Linked DNA regions of Homo sapiens: region 1 is linked to region 2. The links are chromatin loops, found by intact Hi-C in ENCODE. Cell type or tissue: CD4-positive, alpha-beta T cell. All regions are shown on one strand. Each heading gives the region's core, and the rest is flanking DNA. Links, peaks and the distances in the headings are about the cores only.

The links. A loop is a pair of places that touch in the nucleus more often than their neighbours do. Peaks named below come from ENCODE experiments on the same cell type or tissue, not always from the same donor. Only the 100,000 strongest peaks of a DNase experiment are listed, where the experiment ranks them.
Region 1: a loop joins it to region 2, with 2.1 times the contacts of the local background. A loop is called at or near these places in 3 of 110 quality-filtered maps.

The regions. Positions count from the first base shown.
Region 1 is chr1:244,919,637-244,922,555 of GRCh38, reverse strand. No RefSeq gene overlaps it. Among named protein-coding and RNA genes, the nearest start is that of DRC8, 49 kb to the left of the region's middle. In CD4-positive, alpha-beta T cell, for the core only: no CTCF peak of the experiment used is centred there; a DNase peak (open chromatin) is centred at 1,385.
Region 2 is chr1:244,799,921-244,802,839 of GRCh38, reverse strand. All of the region lies in intron 1 of LOC107985372 (a long non-coding RNA gene), which reads left to right. Among named protein-coding and RNA genes, the nearest start is that of COX20, 34 kb to the left of the region's middle. In CD4-positive, alpha-beta T cell, for the core only: a CTCF peak has its summit at 1,468; a DNase peak (open chromatin) is centred at 1,449.

The DNA of each region.
Region 1 (2,919 bases), core at 328-2,827, 120 kb before region 2:
ATCTAACATACACAATATTATTGAAAATATGACTTATTCATTTAAATAATATGTAGTGAGCACCTACTCCATGGCTTGGGGCTTGCTGGGAGAATATCAATGAAGTATAAGACCTAGTCTCTGTCTTGTAAATATGTACAGTTTAAGTGAGGAGGCAAGACATACGTAGTAAAATTATTGGATAACAATCAAGCTTTGTATATAATTAAGTATTGAATTGATTAGTGCAACCAACAAGGGCATTGAGATTTCAGAGAAGAGGAGCTCATTGAGCTCCGAAGCAGAGAAGAAGTTGGGGTTGAACAGAACCCAGCAGAAGAGAGAGAGGATTCTAGGAAAGAAATGAGAATGGTGTCTAGCGGAAAGGGACCTACTGGACCCAGTGGGTAGAGCAGTAGGATCCACAGGCAACTTCCTTCACAGCCTTACCTCTGACATTTTCAAGTTCAGAAGCGCCCTTCTTGGGCTGCTGATCCAATGCTCTTTCCAATTCAACTTTTTTTTTTTTTTTTTTTTTTTGAGACAGAGTCTCGCCCTGTTGCCCAGGCTGGCCTGGAACTCCTGCGTGATCCTCCCTCCTGAGTAGCTGGGATTACAGGCATGCATCACCCTCTGGCCAATTCAGCTTAAAACAAGAAAGTGCCAACACGGTAGCCTGAGCTTCTGAGTTTAACCCCTTCATCTCCTAAATTAGCTCCTAAGAGATTCAGGGACTGGGAGACTGTATGTCACCGGAAGGTAAAGCAAAATGTGTCTTGTTCATCACCATATCCCAGCGCCTCTAACAGAGACTGCCTCTTGCAGGTGCTCAATAAATGTTTATTAAGGAAGGAAAGAGCCTGCATAGCTAGCTGTCACTGTAGCCCAGTGGTTAATAATGTGAGGGGCAGCAGGGTGGGGTGGAGCCCAAACTCCCAGCTTAACATCTGGCTCTGCCGTGTGCCAGCTGTGTGATCTTACACAGTCACTTCACCTGCCTGTATCTCAACTTTCTCATCTGTAAAATGGGTCCTATGAGAGTATCTTCCTCATAGGGTTATTGTGAGTATTAAATGAATTAATAGACACAAAACACTTAAAACAGGGCTGGCATCTATTAAGAGCTACTTATGTTGCTCTTATCAGTAGACTGGCTCCAAAGCCAGACCACATGGATTGAAGCCTATCTTTGCTGTTTATGAAGAGAGTGGCTTCTCTGAACTTCAGTTTTTCCATTTGTAGTGTGGATATTATACTAACATAATAGTATCTATCTCATAAGACTATTGTAAGGATTAAATGAGTTAAAAGCATACAAAGCACCTAGCACAGGCCCGGAGCATCCCTCGATAATATAAGACAGTTACTCTCCTTGCTTAGTCACTGGGCTTTTCCTCTTACTCCACCACTGCAGCTGGCAGGTGGTAGCACATGTCTGAATTAGGCAAGACTTTATTTATGGAGTTTGTGTAGTTCTACCACTATCAGTTCCTCTTCGGCTTCCTTCTAGGGTAATCTGTACTTTAAAATAAATTTTAGACTTTTTATTATGCAATTTCCAAACATATATAAAACCAGACAGATGAACACAGTGAACCCCCAGGTACCCATCTCCCAGCTTCAATGATTATCCATCATACCACAATTACTTTCTCTCCTTACTGCCACTAGGTTATTTTGAAACAAATTCGAGATACAATTTCATCTATACTATTTCACTATGCGTCTTTAAAATCGAAAGAATATTTTTTAACATAACCACAATCATATTGCCACTCCTACGCATTTTTATAGTAATTCCTGCATATCATCAAAAAGCCAGCCAGCATTCAAATTTCCTTGATTTTCTCATAAATTATTTTATTTTACTTTTGCTTTTTTTTTTTTTTTTGAGATAGGGTCTTGCTCTGTCATTCAGAGTGCAGTGGTGTGATCCTGGCTCACTGCAGCCTCAATCGCCCAGGCTCAAGCAATCCCCCCATCTCAGCCTCCCAAAAAGGTGGTACCACAGGCATGTGCCACCACGCCTGGCTAATTTTTTAATTATTTGTAGAGACAGGGTCTCACTATGTTACCCAGGCTGGTCCTGAACTCCTGGCCCTCAAGCAATCCTTCTGCCCCAGCCTCCCCAAATGCTGGGATTACAGGCATGAATCACTGTGCCCAGCCAAATTATTATTTTTTAATTTATTATTTTTATCATGGTAAAATACACATAACATAAAATTTACCATCTTATTCATTTTTAAGTAAACAGTGGTATTAAATCCATTCATAATGTGCAACCATTACCATCATCCATCTCCTTAACTCTTTTTTTTACAATCTAAAAAAAAAAACAAAAAAATACCAGTATCCAAACAAAGTCCGGATGTTGCTTTTGTCTGAAGTTTCTTGGTCTCTTCTGACCCTAGAGGAGTTTCACGCCCTCCTTCTCTACCCCCTTGCAATCTATTGTTGAAGAAACTGAATGATGCGTGCTGTAGAGTTTCTCACTTTCTAAATTTTGCTGATTTTGCTTCCCCATGATGTCATTTAATATCTTCCTCTGACCCCTGGAATATTACATAGTCTTTCATAATACGTCAAAGACTTCTATGGTTGTGTCAGAAGGCTACAGGAGCCCTGGCTGAAAGTGGGGTATTTGGGCCATCAAATAAATAAGTAAATAAATACTGTAGCATATTAAGACACATCAAGTATGGTAACATCCACCGGTTGAGAGTAATGCTCCAAAAATAGATGGATTGGTCACCTTTGGAGAGTGCTAAGGAAACAACTCTTTATTCCAAAAATAAAGAGTAAGGATCAAGTATTTATTTTGCCCTTCCTGTATGAACTGTATTTAGGGTAGCCAAATAATTGATGGGAAAAGATCCTGCTGATACATGAAAGAAATGATAAATTAAAATATTGCCATTTTGCAACCTCTAATGAAAT
Region 2 (2,919 bases), core at 279-2,778:
CAAAAAGCCATGGTGTCCACCGAGCGAGGATTCTTTCGCTGCAGCTCTCCACATGTGGTCCTGGCGGGTCCTCCTGTCCTCTTTTCTTTCTTCACCATCAAGCAGCAGTCCACCTCGGCACCACCCACATGCTATCACCGCAGCAGGAAGGATCTGTGATTCCAGGGCGCCACTAATGAACTAGTACGCGAAATCTCACAAAATAGTCATGTGTATACACACATACACACATACTGTGTGTATCACAGCATCACACTTTTGGGCCGGCTGGAAAGGCACCAAAATGAAATAATACCAATCAGAGCTAAAGGTTAGGATTTACTGCTGTGTTATTTATTGCAGCCTTGTAGAAAAAACCAAAAACTCAAAGCATCTTATTTTCTCAGCCTGTGAACAATTCATAAACGTTTTGTTTCCTCAGCAATACAAAGCATCTGAGGTCTGTGATTTATTAACAGGAAGAAGTTGTTCTTCCCCTTTGAGAAAAGATAACGATTACAGGAGAGCTGCTTTCTCACCTGAGAGGTAGGGCCGTTGAGCCTCGCCTAAGCTCGTATCACTAAGATTCTGTGACCCGCAGCCCTTTCCACACCACAGGTAAGGAAAGACGGCTCTTAGATTACTAGTCGTGACTGGCCTCACCACCCCTCCCCAGCCTGGGCCCTGCAGAGGCCGTCTCTCACTCTGTGTTGGCCCTCGAAGGCTGGCCCGTCGCTGTGTGGTTCTCAGTCCATCCATAGCCCAGTGACACCTTTCAGGGAGGCTCCAAATAGCTCTCACGTGTTTCTCTCCCTCCGCCAGGGGGCTATCGTCTCATTAGGAGACCACCACAAAAACTTTTCACCTCCATTCTCCACACACTAAGTCTTGAGGTTTTTGGGCTGAGCACTGTGGCTCATGCCTGTAATCCTAGCACTTTGGGAGGCCAAGGCAGGCAGATCACTTGAAGTCAGGGGTTCGAGACCAGCCTGACCAACATGGTGAAACCCCTGTCTCTACTAAAAATACAAAAATCAGCTGGACGTGGTGGCGGGCACCTGTAATCCCAGCTACTCAGGAGGCTGAGGCAGGAGAATCGCTTGAACCCAGGAGATGGAGCTTGCAGTGAGCCAAGATTGTGCCATTGCACTCCAGCCTGGGCAACAGAGCAAGACTTCCTCAAAAATAAAAAAAAAAGTTTTAAGGTTCTTTTTACCGTGGTTTATGAGGCTTTGTTCTAATAACTCAAATAAATTGAAGCTTATCTTAAAAGAGGATAAAACTACGGTATTTTCAGTGTATACCCTGTATGTACACATCACATGTTGGACCCGACTTTCCAAATACGATTCGCCAGCATTGGCACTCACATATGTAGCTCATGATCAAAGGGCGATGAATAATGTTGCTTCATCCCGAGACTCAGGTGGCGTTACTGAAGCATTTAGCATCCCCCTTTCATCAGTGCCAGTGCCGCAGATGCTGCGGGCAACAAATTGTGCGCCCTAGTGGTCCACACGAGTATTTCTCATTACAATATTAATTGTAAAGTGTAAAAACCAAGTTACAAAAACCCACCGCGTTTTTATGTTGCTGGGGGAAGATTCCACAAATTTCTGCCATCTACTTTCTTTATACTCTTTTAAAGCTTTTTTTTTTTGGAAAATAAAACATAAATACAGAAAATCATACAAAAATGAATGTATAGCGTAATGAAGGCAAACACCCTTGTAACTACCATCCAGGTCAAGGAATAGAACTTTGCAAGCCACTGAGAAGACCATCCACGGGCCCCACCCCTATCACGTCCCAACCACCACCGCCGCCAAGAAACCACGAAGACAATCACTTGGTCGTGTTTCTTTATAGTGAACACCTGGGACTCTATGGTTGTCCAGTTAAAAAAGTCGTGGCTGGGCGTGGTGGCTCATGCCTGTAATCTCAACACTTTGGGAGGCTGAGGCAGAGGTGGGAGACCAGCCTGAGCACCATAACAAGACCCCATCTCTATTTTTTGAAAATTAGTTATGATTTTAAGTCTCCGAAGCTACAAGTTTCCCCTCTCTTTCTTATTCTGACAATTTATCTGTTGAAAAACCTGAATCCTTTGACCTGTGAAATTTCCCACAATCTGGATGTTGCTGATGAAGTATTCTCGGTGGAATTCAATGTGTTCTGGATTTCCTACGATGTAGCAGCTGGATCCCAAGGTATGATGAGACTTAGGTTCAGACTCTATGGCAAGACTAAGTCACTACTGGATCTTGAATCAGGAAGCACAAAACGCAGGTCAACTCTGTTGCTATGTTAATAGTCATGGATGCCTGATGCCTAAAGCCATTAATCCACTGACAATTACAAAATTGTAATACTCTAATTCTACCGCTTTTTTTTTCATTTGTTAGTTGCAATACCTTTTTTTTTTTTTTTTTTTTTGAGATGGAGTCTCGCTCTGTTGCTAGGCTGGATTGCAGTGGCATGATCTCAGCTCACTGCACCTCCAACTCCTGGGTTCAAGCGATTCTCCTGCCTCAGCCTCCCGAGTACCTGGGACTACAGGTGTGTGCCACCAAACCTGGCTAATTTTTGTATTTTTAGTAGAGACGGGGTTTCACCATGTTGGCTAGGATGGTTTCGATCTCCTGACCTCGTGATCCACCCACCTCAGCCTCCCAAAGTGCTGGGATTACAAGCTTGAGCCAACGCGCCCGCCGGTCTATTAGTTGCAATACTTTCATAAAGAGATGCCTCCTCTCATCTACCATTAGGTTACCCAGTGGTACAATCCATGTAGGAAAGTTGGGAAAAGTACTAGATTCTTTTCTCTCGTAAGTTTTCTAAGATAAGGAATGGGTCCCCCACCCTCCTCTCCCGGGAAGAGAATTGGTTCCCTAGCATCCTCCAAATGTGATGATTAAAAATGTTTGAATATAATTAAGA